Linked DNA regions of Homo sapiens: region 1 is linked to region 2. Evidence: chromatin loops called from intact Hi-C (ENCODE). Cell type or tissue: dorsolateral prefrontal cortex. All regions are shown on one strand. Links, peaks and the distances in the headings refer to the core of each region. The heading gives the core; the rest is flanking DNA. Region 1 has its middle 33 kb from the start of VPS33B-DT. Region 2 has its middle 59 kb from the start of CRAT37.

Region 1 (7,522 bases), core at 1,131-6,130, 470 kb after region 2:
GTTTGTACTTCTGAAGAGGGAAAGTTCTCAGATAAGTGACAATATAAAACAAAATTTGCTACATCTGCCACGATGGTGACCCCCTGTGTTCCTATCATGTCACTCAAATAGCCAGTCTGAGAAGCAAAATATTACCTACAAATCTCCACTTTTCCTACAACAGATACATTCTACAACATTTCCATTCTACTTGAATCAATACTTCTGTTGATAAAAATATATAGATACTGGTTAAAATATCACTGTAAAGTTGATTCCTTCTCATGTTTTCCATCCCATGAGACTACGTGAGATAGTACTGCATTGATTCTTCTTTGCACAGATACCTTTACCTGATCAAATTCTGACTTTTGAATAGACTTGCTCAGAGAATGTCCGTGAGGCAAACAGCGTGATGGTCTCCATCATTTAGAACTTGCTGCCAATGTGCATGTTCAGCTACTGATAGCAGCATGCTGGAAGAATTTATTTCTCTCTCATAAGAACTTGGTCGATTTTTTCCTGCTCTTAAGATATCATCTTGTCAAAAAAATGAAACCACTCGGAGTCATTCATACACGCAGTTGTTTGCATTATTTGGTCATCCAGGGTTGCTGATTGGGAAAAAAAAAATCCTTATCAATGGTACAGATGGAATTGCTGGGTCATAGGATGCCTCCATTTTCAACTCTAAGATATGATGCCAGTGTGTTCTCTCAATGGCTAAACCAATTAAAAATTCCACCAGCAGCATATTAAAAGTATAGCTACTTCTCACACAAATGGGTGTCCAATTACACTAACAATATTTGGAAACATATATTACATTTGCGTTACTACAATCCATTGAGGAATTTTACCTTTTTAAAGAATTTGTTGACAGATAGATATGCTTCTGCCTGCTCTCTGACCAACCTGCTGAGGAGATACTGGGTCTGGAGATAGTTTGCTTGTGCAAATACAAACAGGAAGCTCCAGAACGCCTGATCTGAATCTCGACCTTCTCTCTGAGTGGACTCCAAATGACCTCTCTTTCTTGCCATTTTCACTGCTGAAGTTGGAAAGTGACTTTGAGGACATTAAAAATTACATTTTTCCAGAATCGTTGATTTGAGTCATGAGTATACCCGTGTAGAAACGATTGGCTGACCATCAAAGATAACTGATCCCTTCCACCGTGCACAGTCGTTGTGGGAAGGGGCTGCCCAGCCCCAGTTCTAGGCAGGACTAGCTCTCACCAAGGGAATGATGCTGTGCTGTTGTCTCCTGCAGGTCAAAATGACTAAGAAACATACGTGTCTTCCACACAGTCACTCTCCCTGACCCATCTGCTGAATGAAAATAACTCTGGGAACTTAGCAGAGGGCAGAGCCACAGGATGAAGGCACCTGGGCTCTGAGTAGCCAATCAGTATGGACCAGGAAACTAAGAGAGAAATATGTTTGTTCGTGTTAATCCTTGAGAAGTGGTGTTAATCTACTATAGCAGCTAACATCACCCAATTAATACAGAAAACATATGCAGCTAAAATAGACTTGAATATATATTTGGAAAAATTTGAATTCTTCCCTTCCATAAAGAAGTATACATATTTGCAGTTCCCAAGTTCACAGATGCAGGATCCAAGGGTCAAGTGTCTTCAAAAGCCAACAGCTTTGAATTTGCTCTTAACCCCTCTTGGACATAGGCTTCTGCGCCATAAAGGCAGTAAAGTCACTGGCCCAGTGCTCAGTACCAGTTGATATTCATTAAATGTCAATTTCCTTCATCTCTTCAGTTTTTAATCTCTAACTAAATAGAGAGATGCTGCTCAGACGCTCTACATTGTGGAGGCATAATCAAATATAAACCACTTGATCAAAAGTAAAAACAGAAGAAGGAAGCCTACATGAAAAGAAAGCACAGAAATCTTTCTTGGCCACAAGTACATAGAAACACCATTTGCTCTTGCCTGATTCTGCTGTTGTCCTTAGTGTATGGTTACTGTTAGACCTTGATACTGGTGTTTTCTTTTGTTTTGTTTTGTGTTGTTTTGTTTTGTTTTGTTCGAGACAGGGTCTTGCCTGTCACTCAGGCTAGAGTGCAGTGGCACAATCTCAGCTCACTGCAGCCTCGACATGCCAGGCTTCAAGCGCTCCTCCTGCCTCAGCCTCCTGAGTAGCTGAGATTACAGGCACACACTACCATGCCCAGCTAGTTTTTTTATTTTTTGTAGAGATGGGGTCCCACTGTGTTGCCCAGGCTGTTCTCAAACTTCTGGGCTCAAGCAATCCTCCCACCTCAGCCTCCCAACGTGCTGGGATTACAGGCGTGAGCCACTATGCCTGTTCCTTGAAATTGTTTTGATCTCTTCAGAAATCATTTTAAGGAAGCAAAGGCCAGCTCACAATATGCTTTTATATTACCTTATCAATTTTGTTTTGTGCTGATTTAAAAGATAATTTTGTCCCAGCTACTATGGAGGCTGAGGTAGGAGAATTGCTTGAACCTAAGAGGAGGAGTTTGCAGTGAGCCGAGATCGTGCCACTGCACTTCATCCAGCCTGGGTGACAGAGTGAGACTGCAGAAAGAAGGAAAAGAAAGGATAGGGAAGGGAACAGAAGGATAGGGAAGGGAAGGGAAAGATAGGGAAGAGAAGGGGAGGGGAGGGGAGGAGAGGAGAGGGGAAGGAAGAGGAGAAGAGAAAGAAAGGAAAGAAAGAAAGAGAAAGAAAGAAAGAAAGAAAGAAAGAAAGAAAGAAAGAAAGAAAGAAAGAAAGAAGGAAAGGAGGGAGGGAGGGAGAGAGAAAGAGAGAAAGAAAGAAAAAGAAAGAGAAAGAAAGAAAAGAAAGAGAGAGAAAGAAAGGAAGGAAGGAAGAAAGAAAGAATCTTTTAAAATTTGATTCTGGGTCATATATCACTAGAAAAAATAATTTTGATGATTTTTCAATTTTTCCAAAAGCAATACTGATAAAGACCCCACATTATCCCCCTACTTTTTTCTTTCAGTTGAAGCCTCTATTTCCAACCAACTTGCTGGCAGAATAGGGTGGTTTTTTAAATCTTTGTCATGTTTTCCTATATGTAAAACTAATTCATACACTTTGTAAAATACATTAAATTCAGACAATAGAGAAGTGCAAAAGAAAAAACAGGGAAATGGGATCATGTTATACATCTAGTTTGCCAATTTGTTTTCTCGATTAAACCATTTATCTTGGGTATCTCTTCATGCCCCTCCTTCCCATGGCAAACACCCTCAATGCATTTAAAGTCCTGAGATTTGGTTAAAAGGTGAAAGTGGACGAGTGATGTTTACGCCAACATTCCTTCAGCGCTGACAGCTAATTCCAGACCAGGTTTCATGAGTGTGGGCAGAAACATGCAGGTCCAAGGAACTCATCTGGGCAGAGATGTGCCCAGGGAGGTGTGAGTTTTCCAAGCTTTATTCAGAGCTGGTTCCCTACAAGGGCGTCTTTGTGGCAGGAACCTGCACGTGAATACTGCCAGAGAGGAGAATGCGAATTACTTGAGTATGACGGTAGCTGTCTGCATGGAGAGAAATCACTTATCATGGAGCTTCTGGATGTGTCAACTCAAAGCTCAGAGCAATTAAACAAGGAAGTGGGACTGAGTCTCAGACACGGGCGGGTACACCAGGGTGAGGATCCCTCCTGCACACACAATAGGCTTGCAGGTCTGTTTCCATCACAAGCCGTACTTAAATAAAAGTGATCTCTCCACAAGGCTGAGATGGGCTGTAGCAGCTGCTGCCGGATCTCTATATTCCACGCAGGTGCCTGCCTGGTTCCCTAAGATCCCTGGGCATTGTACCGGGAGGATGGCACCCAATGGCAAGATTGCCTGTTTCAACAGTGCCATCGTGTGTTAGGACAAGCAACAACAGCCAAAACTCTGGGACACCCTTGTCTTCCGGTTTTCTCTGCTGGAGGAGACAGCATCCAAGAATCAAGGAATATCCCTGAGGGAGGAGAGACGTTGGAGTTATCACAGAAGAAAGGATAGCAGGGGAAAAATACATTCTCACTACAAATGGTATGGGATAATAAAGTGAGCTAAGTTAAATATTAAGATAAATATGTGTCTCAAGGTGATGAATAATAAGAATAAAACGAGCTATCTTTTGTTATGTGCTCTCTATGACTCAGGCATATGAGATGCTTTGCTCATTGACTCTTCACAGCAGAACCTATTAGGCATTTATTTATTTTCCTTATTTGAGGAAACTGAAGATCAGAAACATTAAGGAACTTGCCCAAGTTCCACTTGCAAAGTCATGGTAAAGTGGCCGCTCAAATGTAAAACTGTCTACTCTCAAATCCAGGTTCTTTTCATGATTCCAGAGAATATGGGGGAAATAAAGGAATGAATGTCCGCAGAAGGGAAGGGTCCCTCATTACACTCTCTGGCCCATGTAGGTGTGGAGGGGTCAGGAAAGATCTGAGATTCCTCAAACCCAAGGATAGCATTCCTACCAATTGAGAATTCCAGGTTCCAACATCACCATCTCCAGCCTAAACCTTACAAAATATCTACTCGTTTTCACCTCCAATTTTTTATTATATGTGTTAAAAAAAAATTATGGCAAAGTGTGTCCATCGAGAATATCCTTCTTGTTAAATGTCACACTGATTTCCTGGGCATAATGCCGATCTTGGTTTAATTGATCTTTGTTAATGAAGACAGAGCCTTGTAAAGTACAGTAGTTACATTAAATTGATGTGACCTATCCATCTGCTACTAGCACAAATGTTTGTGACAATAGAAAGAGTTGTCAGAGAGGAAACATCCCAGGGTTTTATTACCGCAGCTAACAACCCAACATAACTCAATGCAAATAAGTCTCATCCTGCCGTTCTGTCTTACTGCTGCTGACATTTTGGTCCCCAGGAGCTTTGATGGGACTGAGGGTATACTAATCTGGGATGATTTGGTTGCAAGGAAGGAAAACACACTAAACTAGTTAATGGGAAATTGTGGGTTTTCTCTGAAAGAATCTTTTGTCAATTTTCCTCCATGGAAACCTTATGGACTCAGAAAGCACCAGGTGTCCAAAAATTCTGTTACAAAGCAAAATGTTAATTAAATCAGACGTCTCTGTGTAAAAGCTAAGATGTAGCTGACAAAAATCAGCTGTTGGAATTTCCTGATGGAAATCAGCTGTTGGAATTTCCTGATGAAATCAGGAAAGTGGTGAGTGGAGGTGGAAGGAAGAGGAGTGAAAATAAACTTATGATACAAAATGGGGAGAGAAGAGATACCATCAATAATTAATGGAATGAGAAAGGTCAAACTGGTAACAACTGAGGAACAAAAATGATGATATAACTGGAGAAGGAAGAGGGGGGCTGGGAAGGTAGATTGTGGTATGTATTGGTTAGCTACTGCTGCATCACAAAGTACCCAAAAATTCAGTGGCTTGATACAACAGTCATTTATGATTGTTCATCCATCTGCAGACATACTATAATTCAACTGATCTACGCTGGGTCTGGCCAGATTGCTTTGCTTCTGTATATGAGTCTATAAGTGACTGGGATGGTGTTGCCCTACATTTTCTATGCTCCTCCCAAGACCAGCAGGCTAGCCAGATGATGACAGAGGTACAACAGAACAGACCCTACTGCACAAGCACTTTTCTTTTTTCTCTCTCTCTTTTGTTTTTGAGACAGGGTCTCACTCTTTCACACAGTTGCCCAGGCTGGAGTGCAGCGGCGCAATCATGGCTCACTGCAACCTCTGCCTTTCGGGTCCAGGTGATTCTCCTGCCTCAGCCTCCCAAGTAGCTGGGATTACAGGCATGTGCCACCATGCCCGGCTAATTTTTATATGTTTAGTAGAGACAGGGTTTCACCATGTTGGCCAGGCTGGCCTTGAACTCCTTGTCTCAAGTGATCCACCTGCCTCGGCCTTCCAAAGTGCTAGGATTACAGGCATGAGCCACCGCACCTGGCCCACAAGCACTTTTCTAACCCCTACTTACATCATACCTGAGAACATCCCATTATCTAAAGCATATCACGTGGCTAAGCCCAAAGTCAAAATCTGGGGATACACAAGTGGGCAGGGCTGCAAAGTCACATGGCAGTGGGCCTGGGGTTAGGGAGGGGTGAAGGCTTGGAACCAGTTGGAGCAGGAAAGGTGGGTGGTGGTACAGGTGAACTAAATTCTCATCAACCACAGCAGAAACCAGTAGATAAAGCCCTACAGGGTTGGTGGTGTAGTAGTACAACTTTACTACTTAGAGAAGCTAATTAACACTCAGAGTCAGAGGACTAAAAATTGAAACAGAGGTGTTTCCTTCTGAAGAGCAGTACTAAGACTAGGAGGGGGAAGTTAAGGTTTATAAACCTTTTATTTGTTTGACTTTTTTTAACTGTATATAATTATTAAAATTTGGTGATTTTTTTGTGTGTGTTTTTTTGTTTTTGTTTTTGTTTAGACAGAGTTTCACTCTGTCGCCCAGGCTGGAGTGCAGTGGCACGGTCTCGGCTCACTGCAACCTCCACCTGCTGGGTTCAAGCGATTCTCCTTACCTCAGCATCCCGATTAGCTGTGATTACAGGCGTGCACCACTATACCCGGCTAATTTTTGTATTTTTAGTAGAGACAGGGTTTCACCATGTTGGCCAGTCTGGTCTTGAAGTCCTGGCTTCAAGTGATCTGCCTGTCTCAGCCTCCCAAAGTGCTGGGATTATAGGGGTGAACAACCACGCCCGGCCATTAAAGATGTTGTTTAAATTAACTTAAAATTTGAAAACAGACACTGTTCACTATGTACAATACAGCAGATCAAAGACAAAGCACAATCTTCTCCCTCAAGGGGTTCACAGTCTCATGAGGAAGATGGACTCTAAACAAAAGCAGCAACACTGCACCTGAAGAGAACACAGTGGACCCGCAGTGAAAAGGAGACGGGCACTCAGTCACTAGGGATTGGTCAGGGAAGACAACAGAGACAGGGACATTTGAACTGAGTCTTACAGTCCAGGAGTCTGAGAACAGACTCTTTACCCTGCCCAAAATCTTTAGAAATGGAGAACCATTTATTTAAGCCTATAGCTATCCTAGAAAGGAAAAAGGAGTGCCCTTGGTGGGTGAGTGTATTAATCGGTTCTCACACTGTGATAAAGAAATACCTGAGTCTGGGTAATTTATAAAGAAAAGAGGTTTAATTGGTTCGTGGTTCTGCAGGCTGTACAGCAAGCATACTGGCTTCTGTTTCTGGGAAGGCTTCAGGAAGCTTCCAATCGTGGCGGAAGGTGAAGGGAGACAGAGGCACTTCAAACAGCCTCTGGAAGAACAGAGATGGGGTGGGGGACGGGGGTGCTACTTACTTTTAAACCACCAGATCTCGTGAGAACTCTATCACCAATACAGCACCAAAAGGGTGGTGCTAAACCATTTATGGTACAAAATGGGGAAAGAAGTGATAGCGTCAATAATTAACGAAATGAGAAAGGTTAAGCTGGTAACAACTGAGGAACAAAAATGGTGATATAACTGGAGAAGGACTGATATAACTGGATATAACCCACCTGCAT
Region 2 (7,522 bases), core at 1,049-6,048:
AGAGAAAATCTTATGAGGGTGCCCCCACAGTGGCCTCCAGTCTAGAGATAGTCCCAGGGATGGCTCAGTTGGATGAGTTGCTTAAAAGGATGGCTAAAGAGCAGCATGTGGTGGTAGGAAGAAGCAAAGAAACAGAGCCTGACAGAGCAGCAGGGCCGTAAGCAGGAAGCCAGGAGGAATGAGAGCACATGGAAAGTGTTTTTCAAAAGCTTTGAGGCCAGCAGATTGGGACTGGAGCTAAGAATAATGCCAGAGTGTTGGGAGGGGTAGGGTGTGAGTGGCTTCTCTGCAGTGCAGGCTTGGTGTTATAGCGATAAGTTGGAAGGCTTAATTCATCTGCACAGTATCAGGGAGCAGGGGCAAAGTATTCCCCATCAAATTCCATGATTGCCTCAAATAGGTTCACGGAAAAAAATCACCCATAGAGAATAAACAGAAAAAAGGAATATAGTGGGAAGTAGCTCCCACAATCTACAGGGGATGTTATATGGGAAACCAGTTTTGGTGTCAGGAAGAAATGCAAAAAATCTAGTAGTCCAGAGGCTGGGAGGAAACCTGCAACATATCCAGAAACAGCTGCTGATGCAATATAACATACAAGGTATGCTAAAATCTATGTGCCCCCACACAGGGTGGATAGAACCAATTCCCAACCCCGAGGGACTTTGGCATACATGGAATTTTACCTGCTCAGCACCCACCTCCCTTTAACTGGCTGTGAGCAAAGGGACCATATATCATGGGTCTAGAAAATAAACCACAAGTGACATTCCTGCCAAGGAGGCAAATAGAATGGAGCAATGCACACTAAAGTGTATCTCTGGATTTGTTCTTTCTCTCCCAGAGATTTTCAGTCTTGAAAAATCTCTCACTGACCCTGCTATCCACGCCTATTTCTCTTCTTCATTTTAAATGCTAAGCTTTCCCCAAAGCACAATTCTGATTCCTTAAGTGAAGCACTAAATCATTAAATACTTGATCTTAGTAAAGTAAAAACCATCATTTATTTTAAATGGTTCTTTCCATATTTCCATTTTCATCAATAACAGTCCATATATTTGTAGTATACAAATAGGTAGTACATTTGATATGCTAAGAAAGGACCTTAGTTGATCAAGGATTTAGTGGTCTTTACTTGGGGCACCTTCTCACCTTAATGCTTGTTGCCTTCTCTGTCTGCATAGTTTCAACTAATTATATACATATATATATGTATGTGTGTATATATATATACACACACAGGTGTACATATATATATAGGCTATCAGGTCCTACAAAGTCTTCCCTGACCTTACTGGGTAAAATTAAACTCCTTTTTGTTCTATATCTCATAAAACTTTATTTATTCATACCTATATTTTTTAACTAATCATATTTCTTTAATTATTTATTCACAAGTCTCTCTTTCAAACTATAAGAATTAAAGAAAGAGGAAAGAAGCACAAAAAGGTGGCTTGCCAGTCAGGACAGATTTATTTTAGAAAAAACAAACCTGAGAGGGGCTTCTGGCCGACTTAGGTGAGAGGCATGCTCTCTTACAGACTGAGTTTTTAGGGATTCGGGGTGGGAGAGTTTATCAGAAGCTTGGACTGCTTCTGTGTCTCTTTGTTGTGCTTATCTGGGAGGGAGAGTTGTGTGTCTGTTCCCATACATCTTTCTGCAGATGCAGGCATACCCCACCTGAGTCTGCTTTTAGCTTCCCTATCTTAGTGCACCTGAAGGGAAAGGAATGTGCTTATTAAGGCCCACTGTTTTACTGGGGCCCATTGTATGAAGGTGAAGTTTGGCAGTTACCCAAAAGACTTTCCCCCAACCTCTCTCTGTGCCCGAGCTGTCTTATCTGTGTTTTCCTGTCTACTCTTTCTGGCTGCTTGAAGAGAAGTGATTTCCTTGAAATGCATGAGGCTAGAAAGGGAGCTGGAACTTAAAAGTGGTGGTGTTTGTCGAAGATGACGATGCTCCTGGTCTATCACCAACTGAGCTCATGGAAAAACTGCATGCCATTAACTTTATGTTCCCAATACCTAGCAATAGTAGGTAGTCATCAAGCGGTTACTGAACGGGTTCATGCATGCAGGCCAAAACTCAAGCAATCCAGAAATTCATTTTCTCTAAACTCACCAAATTATGATCAAGTGAAGGCAAAAAAAGAGAATTATAGACAAACCAACCAGAGAGCCCCTTTAATTTGATAAATCAAGCACAATCACAGTAGACCTAACTTCAGTTGACTCTGTATCTTGCATGTCATTTATGTAATAAGAATCTATATATCATTTCTGCTCAAGCATCCATCTGGTGCATCATTTGTAAGCATAGAGATGCTGAAATATTATTCTGGTCTGCAGAGAAAAGTCACTGAGCATAGATATACTTGTAGGGGAAATTCAAATGTCTGGTATGAGTCAATTGACAAAGACCATCTGCTTCCCAGACCAACAGAGAGGGTCCAATACAGAAACACAAAAAGGAAGAAAGATAAGGCAGACACATCAAATGAGCCCACACATTAGGAAACCCAAACTAATATAAATTTATGAAACAAAAGTGCTGGCCAGGTGCAGTGGCTCACGCCTGTAATCCCAGAACTTTGGGAGGCCGAGGCGGGTGGATCGCCTGAGGTCAGGAGTTCGAGACCAGCCTGGTCAACATGGTGAAACCCCATCTCTACTAAAAAATACAAAAAAAAATTAGCCAGGCGTGGTGGCGGGCACCTGTAATTCCAGCTACTCGGGAGACTGAGGCAGGAGAATCGCTTGAACCCAGGAGGCAGAGGTTGCAGTGAGCTGAGATCATGCCATTGCACTCCAGCCTGGGTGACCAGAGCGAAACTCTATCTCAAAACAAAACAAAACAAAACAAAAGTGCCTTCACTTACTTGCATTTAGAAGTATTACCAAATTCTCTAGGAAAGTTTAGATGATTGAAAATGAATACCATAGATTTTTCTTGGTTTCTGTGTGTCCCCAGATTCTCCAAGTTGTCTAACCAAGACAGTTGTGAACAACCCAGGCTCCTGTGTCAGCCCAGGTTCTGCCTGTGTGTGACAGGAAGGAAAGCCTATTGACTTCTCTCACCCTCAGTCTCCTGACCTCAAGGTTAAGGTGCGACCATTTTAAGGGGTTACTTTGTGAAACTTGAAAGAAAGAGAGCAAGGTAAAGGCAGAAACAAAGTGTGTTGTTCAACATTCATGCCACTGCCTAACATATTCCTGAGACCCAGCAGCCAAGGGGCAAGTCTGAGGGAAAGAGTCACTGAATTGGCACAGTTGAAAATGGTGAAAGACCAACGAAATGAGAGCACCCTCATCTGGGCATCATCTTGTTGGAGGGTAAAAAAAGAAAAAAGTTGTAGAGAAAATACAGTGATGAGAACAATTCCCCACTTCAAGCACCAGATGGTACCATTGACCCAGAGCATCCAAACTTAGAATCTGGTAAGAAGGGAGAAAGAGTTGCCCTGAGTGAATCAGAGTGGGAATGTATTTTGGTATCTGGAAATTTACATGAATAGGCTATCTGTAAGTTGCATTTTTTGTTATTTCTTTTTTCAACTTGGGGAAAGACTCTTGGGAATATTGCAGTGGTGCTTGAGACAGAGAGAAAGACCACACCTCTCCAGGAAAAACAAATATTTCTGAAGCAGTGTAACTGAATAGTTTGTAGCCCAGAGAACTTTATCTGCACGAAGAGTGGCTGGCATTTTACCTCCTGGCAAAAGACTACCTGCTTTTCCAAAAAGAGAAATGGTGGCCGATTTGGTCTGCCAAATCTGGACCATAAAATTGGAAACACTGGACCAAGCGTCAAAATTCAAGTGACCTTTTTTACTAATACCTAAAGTGACTCCATTAACATACAGTTTTAAATAGAAAACTCAAAGAGTTGACTCATACTATGTAACTACATTTAGAAGGAGTTGACAGAAGTACAGTAACAGATCATATATTCAGAAAATTGCAATACACTAATATAACCTCAGTATGCAGTGGTCTGGAAAACAATCTTAGTTCAATGATTCATCATCACTTAGTTGCTAAATAACTAACAAAAGGAGGTGAGGAGGAATTGAGCTGTAACATTTTTCTGTTTCCCACATAGGATAGGAGCAGAAGTAACAGGCAGTGAATTTGCAGTATTAAGGTAAGCTGCCCCTGTGTTAATATCTACAGATCTAATCGAGGCTCCAGCTGATTTAGGAGTGAAGAAGAAATCACTTAGGCAGACAGTAAGGGTATGGGAATCCTCAGTAACGCTATTCTTTTTAATGAAAAGCAGCCCCAAATCATTTTCTAACAAAGAGCAGCCCGTAAAGTCGAGCTGCAGACATAGACAAGCAAGCTGGGAGCTTGCATGGGTGAATGCCAGCAGGAACTAAGAACTAGACATGTTCAAGATGGTGGCTCCATCTTCCCTTTGTCAACCACGTGTACAGTAAGAGGCAGACAAGATGTCCCCAATCAACTGGAAAGCCCATTTGTGTAATAAGATTAGGGTGGGGTGAACAGGCTTCCCCGTGCACTATGTAAACGTCATTGGACCAATCTGTGAGCCCTACGTAAATCAGACACCGCCTCCTCAAACCTGACTATAAAATTCAGCATATCCACCACCCACTGGTCCTTTCTGCTCGGAGAACCCATTGTCTATAGAGAAAGCTATTTCTCCTTCTCTTATCTTCTGCCTATTAAACCTCCACTCCTAAACTCATGTGTGTCTGTGCTCTAAATTTTCCTGTCACCTGACAATGAACCCCAGGGCATATACCCCAGACAATGTAGCCGCTTCACAGCTACTCAGGTCTCCCAACCATCTTCTCCCTCTATGTTTGAAAGTAACTTTCAAAATTGAGTTATAATTTTAGGAAAGTTAATAAATAAAATGTATCATAAAATTACCAAATCTTAGAAGCCTGATGAGTTTTTAAGTAAAATGTCCAGTCGTGTGACCACCAGACAGATAAAGACTAGAATAGTTCTCTTCTATATCTTTACAGACACAGGCTCCCTACACTCCACACCTAGTCAGCATCCTGCCCCTGAAGTTAACGACCATTCTGACTTCCATCACCATAGTTTTGACTGTATTTGAGAATCATACACGGAATCATACGCTATGTGATGTTTTATCTCTGACTCATTTCACTCCACATAGTTGTGAGATTCATCCATGTTATTATGTTTATCAGTAGGTTTTTTACATTGCTGTGTGTAGTTGTACTGTATAAATACAACACAACTTATTTCTCTATTACAGTTTTGATGGAAAGTTGGGTTACTTCCATATGTAGACAATTATGGCCTGGGGGCAGTGGCTCATGTCTGTGATCCCAATGTTTTAGGAAGCCAATGCAGGCAGATCACTAGAGCCCAGGAGTTTGAGACCAGCCTGGGCGATATCGTGAAACCCTGTCCCTACAAAAAATATAAAAATTAGCTGGGCATGATTGGGAGGCTGAGGTGGGAGGGTCACTTAAACCCAGGAGGTCAAGGCCGCAGTGAGCCATGATCGTACCACTGCACTCCAGCCTCAGAGACACAGTGAGACCCTGTCTCAAAATGTTTTTAGACAGTTACGAATAAAGCTTCTCTCATCATCCTTGAACATGTCTTTTAGTGAACGTTAAGTATTCGTTTCTGCTGAGTAGGACTGTTGGGTCATAGCGTAGAAATGTATTCAGCTTTGATAGGTGCTGAAAAACAGTTTTGTAAAGTGGTTGTAGCAATTAAATACTCCCTCTGATAGTATGAGTGAGTTCCAGTTGTTTAGAGTCTCACCAACACCAGGTATCAACAGCTTTTTGATGTTAGCCTTTCTAGTAGAAAGACTAACATTTCTGATAATGTGATGTTATCACACTGTGGTTTTAGTATCTGTTTTTACTAATCACTAACAATGTTGAACATCTCTCTATGTATTGAGGGGGTGGGATTCAGATATGTTACCTTGAGAAGTCTATTCAAGCCTTTTACCCATTTTAGGGGCTATCTTTTTATAATTGATTTGTAGGAGTTTTAAAAAATATATTCTGGATATGGGTCCTGTTTTGGATGTATTTATCACAAGCATCTTCTCTGGGAATTGCCAATTCACTCCAGTAATAGTGCCTTTTAATAAATTTTAAAGAAATCTCTATCAATATTTTCTTTTATGGTTAGCGCATCTCATGCCCTGTTTAAAACTTTTTTGCTTATTCCAGTATCATGAAACTATTTTCCCTTGTTTGCTTCTAAAGCGTAATTGCTTTAGGTCACAATCTATACTCCACCTTAAAATATTTTTCTCTGTGGTAAATGTAAGAATCAAAGTTCACTTTTTAAATACAGGTATCAAATCAACATCAACTTAGCATAAACCATTGAGAAGATTCTGTGTTCCTCACTAAGCCTAGTATGGTGAGCCATTTAGTCCAAAATATATTTTTAGTTTTATTTTAAAGCTTCTACTCTTTTTAATCATGAATTCATTTTGAATTTTATACTTTTTCTATATCTATTTACATAGTCATGTGGTTTTAATTTTTATTAAGTTATAATAAATTATATTTTTTGATTTTCAAATACTAAAGCAAGCTTACTGTGATACAGGAAAAATCTATACCAATACTCTTTTTCTCTATACCAACATTCAATACTTCTGTGACCAGGTGTGTGGGTTTTCTCCCACACTGACCAATTTTCCAATGCCAGCGGGGTGCCCTGCAACTCAGTTCAATTATAACACTAACCAAAGTTAGTAGACAACCTAGAGGTTTGGGGCTCAGTCCCGCAAGACTGTCACCAGCTTTGGGTATCAATTGCCAGTAGTAGGTTCCCAGTGTTAAATCAAGTTTAGCCCAAAGCTGCCTCCTTACATATTCTAAGTTTGGCCTAAAGGTTTCTCTGTACATTGTGACCTATAACAAGTGGAGGTGTAAACAGATTGTAGCCTACTCTTGTGCTAATCACCACGTTTTGGCCAATCAAATGTGCCCAACTGTTTGAACCATGTTTAAATAAGGCAAACACAGAGCTATACCCAATCCCGTTTCTGTACCTCTCTTCTGTTTTCTGTCCATCACTTTCCCTTTTCTGTCCATAAATCTTCTTCCACCATGTGGCTGAGCTGGAGTCCCTGGGCCTACTCTGGCTTGGGAGGCTATCCAATTCGCAAATCATGCATTGCTCAATTAATCGCTTTTAATTTTAATTCAGCTGAAGTTTTTCTTTCATCATCAGCTTACTCACAATTTCTGTCTAATTCGCTACAAATCAGAGGTTCCCATAACCCCTTTCTCTGCTTTACTAATTTGCCAGAGCAGTCCACAGAACCCAGGAAAACCATTTACTTACTATTGCCAGTATATTACAAATGATATTTCAAAGGATAGCAATGAACGGCCAGATGAAGTGATACGCGGGGGAAGGTCTGGATAACTCCTGAGCGCAGGAGCTTCCGTCCTGTGGAGCTGGGGTGCACCTTCCTCTGGGTGCATGGATGACCTCACCAACCCAGAAGCTCATTGAAAGTTATAGTTTAGGGA

The links. Peaks named below come from ENCODE experiments on the same cell type or tissue, not always from the same donor. Only the 100,000 strongest peaks of a DNase experiment are listed, where the experiment ranks them.
Region 1: it touches region 2 in a loop (2.9-fold over the local background); 7 of 110 quality-filtered maps call a loop at or near these places.

Annotation. Positions count from the first base shown.
Region 1 is chr15:91,052,353-91,059,874 of GRCh38, reverse strand. No RefSeq gene overlaps it. Among named protein-coding and RNA genes, the nearest start is that of VPS33B-DT, 33 kb to the right of the region's middle. In dorsolateral prefrontal cortex, for the core only: CTCF peaks have their summits at 3,638 and 3,837; a DNase peak (open chromatin) is centred at 3,804; H3K4me3 peaks cover 773 bases; H3K27ac peaks cover 448 bases.
Region 2 is chr15:91,518,660-91,526,181 of GRCh38, reverse strand. No RefSeq gene overlaps it. Among named protein-coding and RNA genes, the nearest start is that of CRAT37, 59 kb to the right of the region's middle. In dorsolateral prefrontal cortex, for the core only: CTCF peaks have their summits at 3,172 and 3,376 (motif pointing right); no DNase peak of the experiment used is centred there; H3K27ac peaks cover 918 bases.